Regions from separate parts of the Homo sapiens genome. Here region 2 is linked to region 1. A link is a loop called in an ENCODE intact Hi-C map of the cell type or tissue named here. Cell type or tissue: Caco-2. All regions are shown on one strand. Links, peaks and the distances in the headings refer to the core of each region. The heading gives the core; the rest is flanking DNA.

Region 1 (8,031 bases), core at 1,788-6,787:
AAAAAGACTAGAAAATACAAACTAATTTACAGTGAAGGAAATCAGATCAATACTTTCCTGGAAATATGGTAGGTTGAGGTGGGACTGGAATGAGGGACTATAAAAGAACATGAAGAAATCTAAGGGAGTAATAAGTATGTTTATTATCTGAATTTTGTTTATGGTTTTCTATACATATGCATATATCAAAACTTATCAAATTGCACCCTGTATTAGTTTTTTATTACTGCATAACAAATTATTGCAAACCTAGTGACTTAAAACTAACCTATCATCTTACCATTTCTGTGGGCCAGAAATACAAGCATGAGCTAACTGGATCCTGTACTTGGGATCTCACTAGACTGAAATCAAGGTGTCAGCCAGGGCTGTGATCACATCTGAGACTTAGGGGTCTCAGAATTCAATGACTTGTGGTTGTAGGACTAAGATCCCCATTATCTTGCTGGCTGCTGGCTAGGGATTCTCCAGTTCCTAGAGCTTGCCCCCAGGTTCTTGTCACGTAGCCATCTCACAACATGGAAATTGACTTCATCAAAAACCCACCTTACAGGCGTGCAGTGGCTCACGCCTGTAATCCCAGTACTTTGGGAGGCTGGGGCATGCAGATCACCTGAGGTCGGGAGTTCGAGACTAGCCTGACCAACATGGAGAAACCCCGTCTCTACTAAAAATACAAAAAAATCAGCCAGGTGTGGTGCTGCATGCCTGTAATCCCAGCTACTCGGGAGGCTGAGGCAGGAGAATCGCTTAACCCAGGAGGCGGAGGTTGTGGTGAGCCGAGATCGTGGCATTGCATAAAGGCCCTACCCTCATAACCTAATCTAATCCTAATTATCTCCCAGAGGCTCTGTCTCCAAATATTATCACATTGGGGGTTAGGGCTTCAATGTTTGAATTGGAACAGGAGGGCCACAAACATTCGGTCCATAACAGAGAGGATTATACAGGGTGTACACTCTCAGGAGTAGAAATTTGGGGGACTATCGTAGAATGCTGCCTACCACATACCTTTTAAACATGTGCAGTTTATGTCCACACAAAACATCAATGTACAAAAAAGACAAAATGACATAAGGGAAAGAAAATTATATTATCATCAGACTTCTGGACAGCAATGTATTATCCCAGAAAAAAGTAGAATAAACTTGAAGATACATACATATGTATGTATGCCGTGGATTTTATGTCCAACAAAATTTACCTTCAAGTATAAAGGGCACACATGAATTTTTATCAGCATGCAAAAACTGAAGGAATGTTGTTTCTATTTTCCTCCTTAGGAATCTACTATGGTAGGTACTTTAGACAACCAAAATGAATAGAAAATTATCGGTATGAGGACTGAAGAGGAGTATTAAACATATAGTTACTTGTAGAGCCAGATGAAGTGAAGATTAAAGGAAGAGAGTATAATATATAATGGTTTTATATTTAAGCAAAGTAGTGAAGTTATAAAAAATTGACATAATGTGTAGAATATGCAAAATATATTTGAACAATTCTCAGTAATTTTTCATGGTGGAGATTTTGGTATGGTTATTTTAAGACTATTCTGTTTATAACATGGGATAAAGTAATAATTACGGGAAATTCTAATTTTATTATCTCCTGCATTCATGGGAACCAAGATTCTTGATACAGAAGAAAGTAGTTGTAGTTAAAGTAAAAACAATCCCTGACACACACATCTCTTTCCCTAATTTTAATTGGAAATATATCAGTAAGATCTGATAAACTATTTTGTATGTACATACAGATATGCCTATGGTATATGTATATGTGTGTCTACATTCATATCTATCAATATTTTCTCTCTTGCGCATCTCTTCCCACAGGAGTCTCTGGCTACATGCTCCCGACAAGACAATCACAAATGTCAATTGCACGTAACTCCTTGCGAAGGACAAATGTTAAGGTTCTTTTCCACTAAGCCCAGTCCATCTCATTTCTCTGGCTTCCCTCATAAAATGATGAACAGTCTTTGCATCCGTCAGTGATAACAGAGTCTCAGCTTCCCATCTCCTGTGAATAAATTCTTGGGGGAGGGAAGCATCTACACACCTATCTAAAACAAAGAGGCCTTAGGCTACATAAATCAAAATATGGGGTAGGGAGGATTTCTAACTTTGCAGAAACAAAGTTCAGCCAATAGATACAATTACTATTACTAAATAGTACACTTAATGCTTCAGTCTGAAGGTACAGTCAATCCTCCATAGCCATGGGTTCCAATGTCTCAGATTCAACCAACCTCAGATTGAAAATATTGTGGACAAAAATATAAAAAATAACAATACAATAATAAAATAATACAAATTTTTAAAACAACATAGTATAACAACTATGTATACATCATTTACATGATATTAAGTATTATAAGTAATCTAGAGATGATTTAAAATATACAAGAGGATGTGCACAGTTGTATGCAAATACTATGCCATTTTGTATAAGGGACTTGAGCATCCACAGATTTTGTTATCCACAAGGGGTGGAGGGTACTGGAACCAACCCCCTTTAGCTACTAGGGAAGAACTGTACTGCATTTTGGTTCCTTCACTGGATTTCAGAGCTTCTCATCCAACATTAGCATTGGGAAACTCCTGGATGAAAGGGAACATCTCCCATAAAAACAAATTCCTGTACCACCATTGCAAGATAGAAAGTGATTACTACTCCCCACATGAAAAATTCTCCAACTTCACCACATCAAAGTCAGGAAGCTATTGAGCATTCAACATTCTAGAATAAGGCAACCCAAAGCTTTCATTGAACAAATATGGTTTGATTGCACAGGTTTGTCAAAGTGCCATGTGGTTTTTGAGTTCCTAAACACCACAATGTCCCCAAGCAAATTTTTAAAACACAAGTTATTCCTTCAGGATGCCAAGATTCCATAGGAACATTATCCTCTATTTCAAAAATAAAGTATAAAGCTATTTGAAAATAAAATATCAATCAGTCAATGCCGAAACTGTAGGAAAGACTGAATGTTGCCTGCCTTTGGAAATCTGTGTCATTCCAGAACATAAAGGCCAATTACCATATCTGCTCAGAAATATATATCAGAAATATATATCAGAGTTGGAAGCTCTTTAGTGGAGATGGATCTTAGAGGCCCCTTTAAGACATAGGCTTTTAGAAACCTTCTATATTAAAGCATGCTCTTACATCCTTCCAATCCTATAACAGAATAAACGTTTCAAAGCACCGACCTGTTAATTACCTTATTTAATCTTCACTATGTTGCATTCATTTGTAATGTTGTTTCTTATTCAATTAAGTAAAGAAGCTTAACTTCTAGATGCATATTATGTGTTTTAAAAGGCTGCAAAAAGCATAAGAATAAAAAATTATTTTCCCCATTAGCTTATCATCAGGAAAATTCCAGACCAAAGAAAGGCATGGAAGTGGATGGTTATGGAGTAAACTTCTGGAAGAAACAAATGTGGAAGACACAGCTTTTCCTCTTTGTAACTTAAGCCAGAATCAACCTACTTTTATCCAGGGGGTAAACTGAGAGAGAAAGAAAACTCTCTATTGACTATTGCGTGCATGCCAAAAGATCATAGACTTTATCTCAATGAACCCCATATAGGCGTTATTATCCCCATTTTATAGATCATGATAAAAACATGCCCACAGCCATATGTGTGGTCTTTGAAAGTACACCATCAAACCCAGACCTATTGATTATAATTATAAGGCCTCTTTTCCTTTCCATGGTATCTCACTGACAAAACCTGTGTTGCCTGGTCTGTGACCACGTCTTGGTTAACTGAAGGAGAACAGAAAATTGTCCTTTTCAGCTGAAACTAAAACCAGATCAACTGACGACTCCAAGATGTTAAAAAATGGTCCAGATAATCCTGACTAAAAATACAATGGACAAACAACTTTATCAATTTCAGACTATTTTTCCCGGTCTCTTGAATTTTGCATGTGAATGTTTCATTTAAAAACAGCCTCATCAAGCAAAGTTTAAAGAAGTGTGTCCAAAAAAATTATAGGTTTTTCCCCCAATCTTTAGAAGATTTTCATTGCTATTGCTACGAAATACAAAAAGTTAAACAAAAAATTTTGTTTTCCAAGCTGAAACATGTATTTGTAAATCCAGGATAGTTAAACAAGAAAACTATTCTTGCAGAAAATATCTGAAAAATGAAATAAGCAATATTAAGACAAACTGAGTAAGGAAGTGGTGATTAAGTGGAGTAAAGACCGAGGTCATGTACATCTGTGCTGTGTAAGGGCCCACTTCATTTTTTGATAACTTCACTTTTTCACCCTTAACAGGGTTAACCCTAGAATGTGACAAGGGTAGCCTATGACAGGCGACATTTTGAAGTCACATTTATACAACCTCTACCCCAAACCCAAAGACCTCTCTCTCTCTGACACAAACACACACGGAAATTTATATACTTTTAATATACACAACCCAAGGTAGTCTTTTACAATTTACCAGAGTCATTTATTACTTAGTGGCATTCCAGCTCTCACACAAAATCACGATATTTCCTGTGCTTCCCTCCATGCACGTTTTGTTCACTTCTTTGCACAAGGGAACTGTGACTCTAGCATGCTGACTTGTCGTAGAAAATAAAGTGGGAATTTTTGGCCATCACTTTTAATTTAGAGCTACTGGTTCATTTCTAGAATAACATTAAACAAGAGAACGATTAAAAAAAAAAAAAAAAGAGAAAGAAATGAATGAATAGGTTATCACTGCCATCTGGTGGTGAAAATGCAAGAAAACAGGATATACATTCTGATAGCTCAAAATAGAATTAGTTTGGGAAAAGCATTGTTTTATAAAATGTCAAAAAATGTTCAGAAGTTTAATTAAGAAATGATTATCAAATGTTTGTGTTACTGATATGACTCAGAGTAGTCGCAATACGGAATATATGATCTCTTCTGATTCACATTTTTTTTTTCTCAATTTCCAGGAACATAGAGGTGTTCCTACTTTTCAGGCCCAAGAACCATAGAAAAAGTTAAATGATCATTGCATCCGTTTCACCTCCCCATGGCACTCCTCCTTCACAGTTGTTATTTCAAGAGAACTAAGTATTTACAATCATGCTATGTGGTGGGCACAGCATACAAAACGGACATCTCATCACCTGCTTGCCTCTATCAGGCTCTGAAGGTGTCTTTCCTAGGAAGTTGTCAACATAATTAAATCAGACAAACTTCAAGATACCATTGCTTTTGACAGTGTGGAGTTTCAACATGACAGACTTTGACTCTGCAGGGGGATTCCACAGCAGCTCCCATCATATCTAAGCTTCTATTACACCCAAGCTTCTATCACACACTAAGCAATGTGATCTCACATTACACAGCATACTAAACTCTCTATATAGGAAATCAAACTTTCTTACGTTGCACACACACACACACCATTTGTTTGTTTCTGCTTTCAAGTCTTTATGCTTTCTTTTATTTTCACTTGTATTGCCTATCATATTATCCTCTTCAACTACCCAGGTCCTTGCCAAACGTAAAAATTCACTGACTTGAAAATGCCTCAAAGGTTATCTATATATTACTTTTTAGGGTTTGCTTTCTATATGTCAGACACTGTTTCAATCATTTTATGCACATATTAGTATTTCCAAATTCTCAAAAAAACTTTGGAGAATTATTATTCCTATTTAAGCGTGGAGAAAACTTGGCTCAGAGCAATGAATAACTCATCTAAGTCTGCACTGGGAGTGAGTGGAGAAACCAAGTTTTGAAGCAAGGTCAGTCTAATTTAAAGGTTAAACTCATTCCTTCCTTGCTCATCATTCTAACAGGGCTTTAGTACACACACATATATGATGTAAGAACAATACATATATGTTCTTACATCCCTTTCCTGTGCAATATGATCCATTCCTCTCAAGAAAGTATGAATGACATTTCCTTTAGCAACTCCAGAGAACCCTCATTAGCTAATGAAGTGGTCTCTTGGTTAACAGTGTGGATTTCAAAATCAGAAAGCATTCTACCACTAGCAACTTTACAGTATTGCAAAAGTACTAGGCTTCAGATCTTCAGTTTTGCCCCTTTGAAATACTAATAAACCTTTTTGAAAATTAGGTGAGATAATCCATGAAAAGAGCTTAACTAGCATCATGCCTGTGACATGTTAAGCACTCAATAAAAGTTGGCGTTTATTATTTCAGTCTCTTTTATATACTGGATATTCAATGCAGATTGATGATTAACTGTTTTCAGCGATATGAAAAGGCCTTTATGAAAGGAAAAGAGCTCTTCAGAATATTGGATGACTCTGAATGGTGACTCTAGAATAACAGGGCAAGACTCTATATGGGCTGTAGAATCAATCATATGAGAGATCTGGGTAGAACATCTTCACATATTGGAAAATGTAGGGGACACCACGCTCCTGGGGTTTCTAGGCTGGCAGTGAACACATGGAAAATTCTAAATGTGAAAATGACAGCTTTGTCAGTTTGCTCCTCGAGGCCTGCCAAAGACTGCCACAGTCCCTGTCCATCTCTAGTAAATCACAGTAACTAATTCAGCTCCTACACCAAATTTGGCTTCTTCTATGACTTTTCCTAACATAAAAACACACAAAAAAGAATAGCAGCACAAAAACCACATAAGTCCCAGAAATCATTTCCAGATGAAATTTTATATGTTCTGCTTTCTAGTTTTGGCAAGTCATTGAAAAGTAAAATAGCAACCACTGTGAGAGAATTCTTATATTTCTGGAAAATGATGTTCCAATGTTATTTTTAAGGAAAGGAATGTTTATCCTTCGTTCCGAGGAATGATAAAAATGTTCCCAAATTACCCTTTAAAAAGGCAGTGATTTTACAAAATATATATATATACACACACACACACATTAATTCCTCACTTTATATCTTAAATAGGTTCTTTGAACCTATTGCTTGTTAAACAAAAGTTTAAACAAAACGACATATAACAAAACCAATTTTACCACCAGCTACTTGATATAAATAAGATTCAGTTCCTACAACAAATTTCTGGTCACAAAAACATCACCAGACTTCTAAATAAAGAGCCAAAGCACTTCTAATATTAAACATAGAAAAATATTTGAACTATATATACATTTTTTAACTATTAATATACTCAAGCAGGATAATTATCTACCCATTTATTCCAGCTCGGGGTTGTAGGTGGGTGAGTCTGTCTCAGCAGTTCAGGGCACCAGTCAGAAACCCACCCTGGATAGGCCGCCATCCCATCACAGGGCACACTCAGGCACACACACTCACACTCACTCAGACAGGGGCCATTTAGACATGCTAATTCACTGAATGTGCGTATCTTTGGGATGTGGGAGGAAATTTGAGTACCCAGAGAAAACCCATGCAGACATGGGGAGAATACTCAAGGTTCACACGACAGTGGCCGTAGGAAGAAGCGATATTTTTTCTCATCAATGCGATGAGAAAACAAGGTTGAATGAAACATTATTCACTTACCTGGTGCTTGAGTGTGTGGTATGTGTGTGTATGTGTCTATCTCCAAAGATAATATTATTTATTAAACCACTGTCCCACTCCCGTGAGCACTGATGTCCTAAGAATCCCACCCCTGCTATTGATACGGAAGTGGGGAAGGGAAGTGCTGGGAAGGGAAGTGCTGGTGTGGGCCCTTTAAATGATACGGAAATAGGGAAGGGCGTGGTCCCTGACTAGGACTCCACCACCTGCCTTGTGACCAGGGACCTAGGTGAGGACAGGCATTTTTGTTTTCCTGCCCAAATGTTGCATTTTTCAAGACCACCCTGGCGTGCCACTCCCCCATCCTATGCCTATGAAAACCCCCAACACCCTAACAGGCAGACACACAAACGGCTGGACATCGAGAGGAGCACATCACTGGAGGAACACGCAGGTGGCTGGACATTGAGAGGAACGCACCGACAAGCACCAGCAGGCCAACAAGCCACCAACCGACTGGCAGACTGACACGGAGTTTGGCTGGGGCAGTCGGAGGAGAGCGCCCAGGCCATCCAGCAGCCCAACTCCA
Region 2 (8,031 bases), core at 1,616-6,615, 120 kb before region 1:
TTCCAAATATAGATAGATGTCTTTGAATCACTAGAAATCTGAAAAGAGACCTCTCTTTCGACATGGGAATCTTCTGGTGGGGAGTATTGAATTCACAGAATTGATGGAAGCTGTAATTTACTATTCTACAGATAAAAGCCCTCTTTTGAATGTAGATAATTCATCTGTGTTGTAACTTCTGTTTCCTAAGTTGAGTCTCCCATTTCATTGTATCATTTGGATGGAAGGTGGTTTTCACTGAGTAGATTGCTTAGGATGTGTAAGGCTATAGCAGTAGAATAAATGCTATTAGTGATCCCCAAGTATTAGCTGTCTTCTGTGAAAGTTATGCAGACCATCTGCTTCTCCTTTCTTAGTTTATTGCCTCTAAGCCATTTGCTTCTCACGTATTTGCAAAGGAATGGAAAGATGTAACCGTAGGGTCACTTTGTGAATCATTAAACTTGTTAAGTTTAACAGTAAAAGAAGTGAACATCGGAGACCTAACAAAAGCTTTTTTTTTTTTTTTTTTTGAGACGGAGTCTCACTCTGTCGCCCAGGCTAGAGTGCAGTGGCATGATCTCAGCTTACTGCAACCTCTGCCTCCCGGGTTCAAGTGATTCTTCTGCCTCAGCCTCCCGAATAGCTGGGACTACAGGTGCCTGCCATCACACCCAGCTAATTTTTGTGTAGAGATGGGGTTTCACTGTGTTAGCCAGGATGGTCTCGATCTCCTGACCTCGTGATCTGACCGCCTTGACCTCCCAAAGTGCTGGGATTACAGGAATGAGCCACTGCACCTGGCCACAAAAGCTTTTATGTTAGCTATTAATTTCACATTTCTATACTACTGTAATATTTGAAGAGAAGTGATTGAAATTTAGTGATTTTGCTGAATATTTTTTGAAAAGTGTAGTACACAAAGGAGCTTCATCCCTTATGCAAATCAAGATAAAATTCTGATCAGTAGTCTCTAAAATATTTCCAGTACTTTAGAAAAAAAAAAAACAGTTTTTAGCAGTGGTAGTAATCCAGCAGTGAGCTGGAAAGTATCTAGTTAGTAAAATTAAAAGACAGCCTGAATGACTTTTTCTTTAAAAAGAAAGTTTAAAAATATTTTTATAATAAAATAACTTTGTTATACATACTAAACTACAGATATATTGGCTTTCAAGCTATAATATCTATTTGAATTTAGTTGATTGTAGATTTTGAAAATCAGTTCCTCTTCTGAAAATTTTTGCTATAAAATGTACCTCAAAAAGCTATGCCTTTCTTTTGCTGAAGACCGGGTCAAAAATAATATTTCTAAAACATTTTAATATATGAATTTGAGCATATTTGGATTGCTGGCCTAATAACTAATAATATCTAGTGATCATATTGAAAATTATACAAGTAGTTTTGAAAACATTAACCACGTGAAAGGGGCCCAGAAAATATATATTGACTACAACTTATTGATGAGTCTTCTCCTTTTTCTCCCATCATCTGTTTTCACTTCTTTTGCTGGCCCTTTTGCCAGAATAAGACTACCTACCTGTTACCAGAATTATCATTTTAATTCAATGGAAAATAGTTTAAATTATCTTCTAATCAAATCTACCATGTCATTCTTTACAGTGGGTGAATTCAGGAGCCCAATATAGAATACAAAGATTTCCATAGTAAACTAAACTCAATAGCGAGAAATTGACTGCATAATGTTTTACATTTCCTTTATTATATTTATATTCATATTACTCCTACTGTTTAATTTCCATTTATTTAGACCCAGTGATTTTTGATATTTCAGTCAGCTATGACCTTGTTCTATTTTGTCCAAATCTGTTCTTTATAAAAAACACAGCAACAGCATTTTGTGAGTTTTTTTCCCACAATTAAAATAGTAAAATATATACATATATATAATAATTTGGAACTGAATGATGAAATTCATGGCTTAGGTAAAAGTACTTTTCACTTTAGAAAAGGAAATAACTCATAACACTTAAACATAGCAAAGCTTTTTAAGAGACAGTCATATTACAGTTCTAAATGGACATGGGAGTTAAAAGATTATAAAACTCGGTGTTGGACTTCCCACTTTATCAAAAAATGTATGCTTGTAGTATCTTTACATGTTCAGCTCTTAAAATCTGGAAATGAGATTGGTAGAGACTTAAATGATTCATACAAATCCTAAAAGAAAAGTCGGGAGAAGTCCTAAGTTGGAAAATAGTCAGCTCATAGAAAAACTCAGTGAATGTTTTATGAAGGGGTGAATTTATCTAGTCATTTACTCCACAAACAAGTACTGAAGCTTTACAATCAATGTATTTAGCATTATTCCTATTGCTGGAGATAATAATGGTAAAAATTCAAAGACCCTGTCCTCATGGAACGTAGATTCTAATGAGAGTAGATAGACAATAACCATGTAAACAAATAAGCAAATAAGATAATTTCATACACTTCGGAGTGCTTTGAGGAAAATAAAACAGGACAATGGGAAAGAGAAGAGCCACAGGGCTGGAGTTAGGAACCAAGAAAGGAAGACTTTTCCAAGGAGGTGATGTTTGAGTTGAACCTCAAATGATGGGAAGGAGCCAGGTATCAGAGACCTACCGACAAGCATTTCAGGCAGTCACTGGCAGAAACAAAGTTGATGTATTCCCAAGAATAGGAAAAAGGCTAGTGTGGTTGGAGTACAGTGAAGGAGCAGGAAAGTAATCTCAGATGAGGTCAGAGTAGACAGGGTACAAAATCCAGACATATAGTCTGGATAAGGCTATATATATAGATGAGAGCCTATATATAAGGTTTTATATATATATATAGGCTATATATATAAGGCTTTGTCACCCATCTGAGTTTGAATGTATTGTAAGTATAATAGGAAGGCACTGTTAATTCTAAACAGGGGAGTGATATGACCTGACTTACATTTTTTAAAGAATGTATGAATGGATGGATGAAGTCAGCTGGCAGGAGGTAGAGAATAGAAGTTAATGAAAGAAGTACCTTGCCTCAAACTCTTAACATATACACCACTCACAGAAATTTCTCAGAAGCCAGATGACATATTTTTTTTAATGTCAAGCCAGACATACCTTGCTGGAAGGATTTTCTGGTACTAATTTACTTTCTGCAACTTATTACAGAAACTCTATGAGACTTTTAGAAAAAATAATATGGAAATCCAAATGTATAACATAAATTTGAAAGTATTAACTTTACACAAACTGGCTGAAAGGAAAAAATTCATATTGCTGTAAATATTTTAGAAGTATTTGGGAGCACTTTGGCATGTATAAACTGCAGAAGAACAGCCCAGACTGGTTATTCTCTGCATCCATGTAGTTAATTCAAATAAAGAGGAAAAGAGAAAGAACAGTCTAGTAGGGGTGTGGCAAGTTGTTAACAAAAGGATACATCAGAAGAGGCAATCAAAAAAGTATTTACTACCTCTGTGGAATTTATTGCCTCAAAGGATTAACTCTATGTGATTTTTTTTCCTTTAATCTTTGTAAAGATCATGAGCATCAATATGGAATTAAATTTTAGTGCCTGCTTTAACCTTTGATGTTTTATGATGCATACACATTTTTAAGTTTGCTTTAAACATCTGAAAATTATCCAAAGGGAAAAAAAAAGACATTCTGGTATGTGGAGATGGAGAAATCTAACTGGTATTTAACATTTTTATTCCTTTAAAAATCCTTGTGAATTAAACATCATTTCTATTTTTCAAGGAAGAAATTGAGTCTCAGAGGGTTTTAAGTTGCTTGTCTGAGCTCATTAACTAGTAACGGGCAAGGTCAGTGTCTGAACCCAGATTTTGTTTCCAAGGCTGGGATCATTGGTTGTTCTCCAACAGTTTGATCTTTCGAGCTGTTTTTAAAAGAGACAGGAATGTACACATGTGAGGTCATTTGAGAAACATCTTCATTCTTTGACTTCAGCATGTTCAACATTCCATTACTGTCATTAATGTGTTATCATCTAGTTGTGAGATTTTTTTTGAGGCACCAGAGACAAATCTATCTAGAGAAGGAGTTTATCAGTGGAATGAGACTTGAGATAATTCTAGAAAGTGAGCATATCTGAAATTCTACCTGCTTTGGGGATGTGTGACACATTAACATGAGAAGTTTTTAGAATTTCTTTTTTGAATGATGAGACAGAACAATACCTAAGAACGCTGGGAAATGAGATAAAAAGAAAGCGTTAGGAAATGGACAGATGTTCCCATCTTTTATTTGAATCTATGGCTGTTATTAAAGAATTGTTTTAATTTTGGAAAAGAGTTTATAATTGAATCATACACTATTTAAATACATTAAGACATGTCCATACTTGTATTGTCTGAGCAAGCATAGTGCTTATTCTTATTTACATGAAATCTGTAGGTTTAGTGTCCCAGACTCTGAGCCAGGTAGTTGACAAAAAGTTCAAATAGTAGGTTGGAGCCAAAGTAATTGTGGGTTTTGCTATTACTGTTGCATCAACCTAATACAAATCCCAACAAGTTAACCACAGACAAATTTCTGCAAGGGCCTCACTACACAACACAAAGGAGCTAATCATAATCCTGACATAAGCACACATGAAATCTGAGCTAGAAAACCGGGTCCAAAAATAACTGCTTGTCTGGCAACATAATGCAGTAGAAAGTCGGAAAAAAAAAAAAAAAAAAAGTAAACCCTACATCTGATCCTTGTTGTGCCACCAATTGTAGCTTAACTTCTGGCAAGATGTGTAACTTCTCTGAACCCATATCACACACACACACACACACACACACACACACACACATATATATATATCTATATAGTTATATATAGATATATATATAGATAGATATAGATATAGATATAGATATATATAGTGAGAGCATGGACTCACTCTCCATTCCAGCTCTAATATTGCAAGCTATTATTCTTCTACATCTTAGGTATTCTTCCTCTGAAACTTAACAGGACACACATGGAATGATGTGTATTCTCTTAGTGATCACCTCTGTAAATTGATTGAACTTGGTTTAAGAACTTGGGAGTAACCTTTTAACATTTTCTCTTGCTTTTTCAAAGGATTATCTGGGAGCTTGCATTGTCCTCACTGCATCTATAGCATCCATTAGTGGGTCTTCGAATTCTGGATTGGTAGGCTTGGGTCTTCTGTATGCACTTACGGTAGGTATGGATAAAAATATTACAGGAACAGATAACCAAACACCGCATGTTCTCACTCATAAATGGGAATTGAATGTTGAGAACACATGAGCACAGAGAGGGGAATTACACATACCAGGGCCTATTGGGGGGTGGGGGTGAGGGGAGGGAACTTAGAGGGTGGGTCAATAGGTGCAGCAAACCATCATGGCACACGTATACCTATGTAACAAACCTGCATGTTCTGCGTATGTATCCATTTTTTTTAGAAGAAATAAAGGGAAAAAAATCTCATTTTGTGCAGTGTTGGAGGGTCTACTACAGTTATTACCAACTCTTATTCATGGACGTTAGAGGAAAGGTTTAAATTCATAACAAGATTACATCTTGCAAATAATAGTAGATTGGGGCCCAAACCCAGCTTTATGGGACAGTTTGGATTCACTTCTAGCATTGTGAACCAATTTTTAAGAACTTCTCAGATCTTGTGGTCAGAGTACTCTCCAAGCTGTTTGGGATCCGTGTCCTGAGTTGTACACAACCCAGCTGGGGACTAGCCTACAATGAATGTGAATATACATGAGATAAGTGCAAACAGAAGAGTATACCACTATCCATCATGCAGGGAAATCAGGACAGTTCACAAAATAGTGACAGTTATGGACCCTTGAAGGAACCAGACACCTTCTTTGCTGATATATCGCATGACATTCTCCTTGGTCTCTAATATTCTGTAGCACTTATGAGTTGTATCACACATGTACACTAATGGTCCAAGTTATCTCGTTCCAAAATTTCCGGTGATTAACCACAACTTCTTACTTTAATTTATTTAAAACAATTTTTTTAATCACCTGACACAGATAACCAATTATTTGAATTGGGTTGTGAGGAACTTGGCTGACCTGGAGGTCCAGATGGGTGCAGTGAAGAAGGTGAACAGTTTCCTGACTATGGAGTCAGAGAACTATGAAGGCACAATGGGTATTGCTCTAAATATTGTTTGTCTCACTTAAATATTTATTTTAAACAAATATTAGTGTTTGTTGGGCACATTGTTGTTTCTGCTTTTGCTTTCCACTTCAGTATCCAGAAAACTCTCTCATATCTTGGCTTTGCTTGATTATGTACACCGGAAAAGATGTGACTATTTAGGCCTGAAAAGTCTTGGATAAAACCAGAGTCCAAACAGATATTTATTTAATGACATTTAAAGAGAAAATATTTGGGATTTATTACATTAATTGCTGACCTAAACTATAAACTACTATATTCCCTTTCTCAAGACGTTATTAACTTAGATGTCAAGAAATTTGGATCTTAAAATACGGACTGAGATTCCCAACTTTGCTAGGATAATACTGTCAGGAAATTCAATACTGAGGACAGAATAATCTTCATTAAATGCATATCTCCAAGCTTAAAAGGCATTCCTTTACCTAAATTTTTCAACAGTCATCTAGTTCTTCAAGGACAAAATCCAGAAAACTTAGCTAAGACCATGAGCCCCTTCATTAGCCAACCCTTGCCCATCTTTCATGTCTCATTTCTTGTCATCCACCTGCACCACTTTTACTCTGGCCACACTAACATGCTAGGCTTTCTTTTCCTCTTTATTCTCCTATGTACATATATTTAAAATAAATTTCCCCATCTCCCATCCTTTAAAATTCATCTCAGGCACTGTTTCCTCTTGGAGCCCTCCTGGACCTCCAAGGTTAGCACCATCCATGCTCCCAGAGCACCGTAGGTTTGCCTTCATCATGGGGCCTCCATGTAGTACTGTAGGTGCTGACCTACTGGACAATTCCCCAAGGACACAGAAAGCACCTTGAGCTGTGTCTTTCGTCTCCATATTCCCAGCACCTTGTACAGCACCTCTCACATTTAAAGCACCTAAGTGTTTAATGACCAACTGACTGAACAAATAAATCAATTCAGAAATGAACTATCTCTGTCCACTTTGAATAGAATTGAGTGACGGAATGCTAAGGAGAGATGATGATGGTTAAGGCTCCAAAAACAAACACGAAAAAAACTGTCTTAAAAGTGCGTAATCAAAAGGTGTTTATTTGAATGTGATTTAAACTAAAAAAAAAAAAAAAAAAAAAAAAAAAAAAAAAAAAAAAAAAAACTGCCACATAGTTTGGTTCAGTATTACTTTAAATTTAGAAAAATATATATATATGTATAAATGTATTTAAGTATGTATACATTTCTTTCTACATCAATCTCTATCTGCCTATTATCTGTCTATTTCCCCATCCCATCCTCCAGATCCTTCTCAAGTTCCAGAACATTGGCCACAAGAAGGGGAGATCAAGATACATGATCTGTGTGTCAGATATGAAAATAATCTGAAACCTGTTCTTAAGCACGTCAAGGCTTACATCAAACCTGGACAAAAGGTATGAAATCACTGCATTTGATATGTTGTATACATAAAACCTCTGAGGGAGTCTGCTTTTTTACTACCTAAGCTCTTCATACTTCCCAGCCAAGTAAGTATATTCCCTACCTGATGTAGGTCAAATTATCTGCATAAAAGAAAAAAGGGAGAGATAGGATCAGACTACAGTACATGTTCTCCAAGTCATATTGTAATTCACTAGTCTCCCATGGAGATCAGAAAAGTCAACAATAGGCATGTTTTTAAAAATTTCTGTCTTCTGACTCCTGGCCATAATAGCCATCCCCTTGGGAATCTTTGCATTCATAATAACTCTAGTCCCCAAATGACTTCTTTTAGTTATTGTAAAAAGAACAAGTGGGCAGAAGAAAATGGAATCATTCTACTTTTTGTTATAAAACTATCACTTCTTAGATAACATGGAATAATTATTTGTTAGTCCAACAATATACTAAATGCAAAAAAAAAAAAAAACCATGAAGAAAAAAC

Evidence for each region. A loop is a pair of places that touch in the nucleus more often than their neighbours do. Peaks named below come from ENCODE experiments on the same cell type or tissue, not always from the same donor. Only the 100,000 strongest peaks of a DNase experiment are listed, where the experiment ranks them.
Region 2: it touches region 1 in a loop (8-fold over the local background); 2 of 110 quality-filtered maps call a loop at or near these places.

What each region holds. Positions count from the first base shown.
Region 1 is chr12:21,694,726-21,702,756 of GRCh38, reverse strand. All of the region lies in intron 1 of KCNJ8-AS1 (KCNJ8 antisense RNA 1), which reads right to left. Among named protein-coding and RNA genes, the nearest start is that of KCNJ8-AS1, 36 kb to the right of the region's middle. In Caco-2, for the core only: CTCF peaks have their summits at 4,534 and 4,733 (motif pointing left); no DNase peak of the experiment used is centred there.
Region 2 is chr12:21,815,272-21,823,302 of GRCh38, reverse strand. ABCC9 (ATP binding cassette subfamily C member 9) reads left to right here. Exons shown (of 40, transcript NM_020297.4): 32 at 5,052-5,153; 33 at 5,996-6,116; 34 at 7,410-7,540. The region is part of intron 2 of KCNJ8-AS1 (KCNJ8 antisense RNA 1); the gene reads right to left. Among named protein-coding and RNA genes, the nearest start is that of KCNJ8, 45 kb to the right of the region's middle. In Caco-2, for the core only: no CTCF peak of the experiment used is centred there; a DNase peak (open chromatin) is centred at 3,802.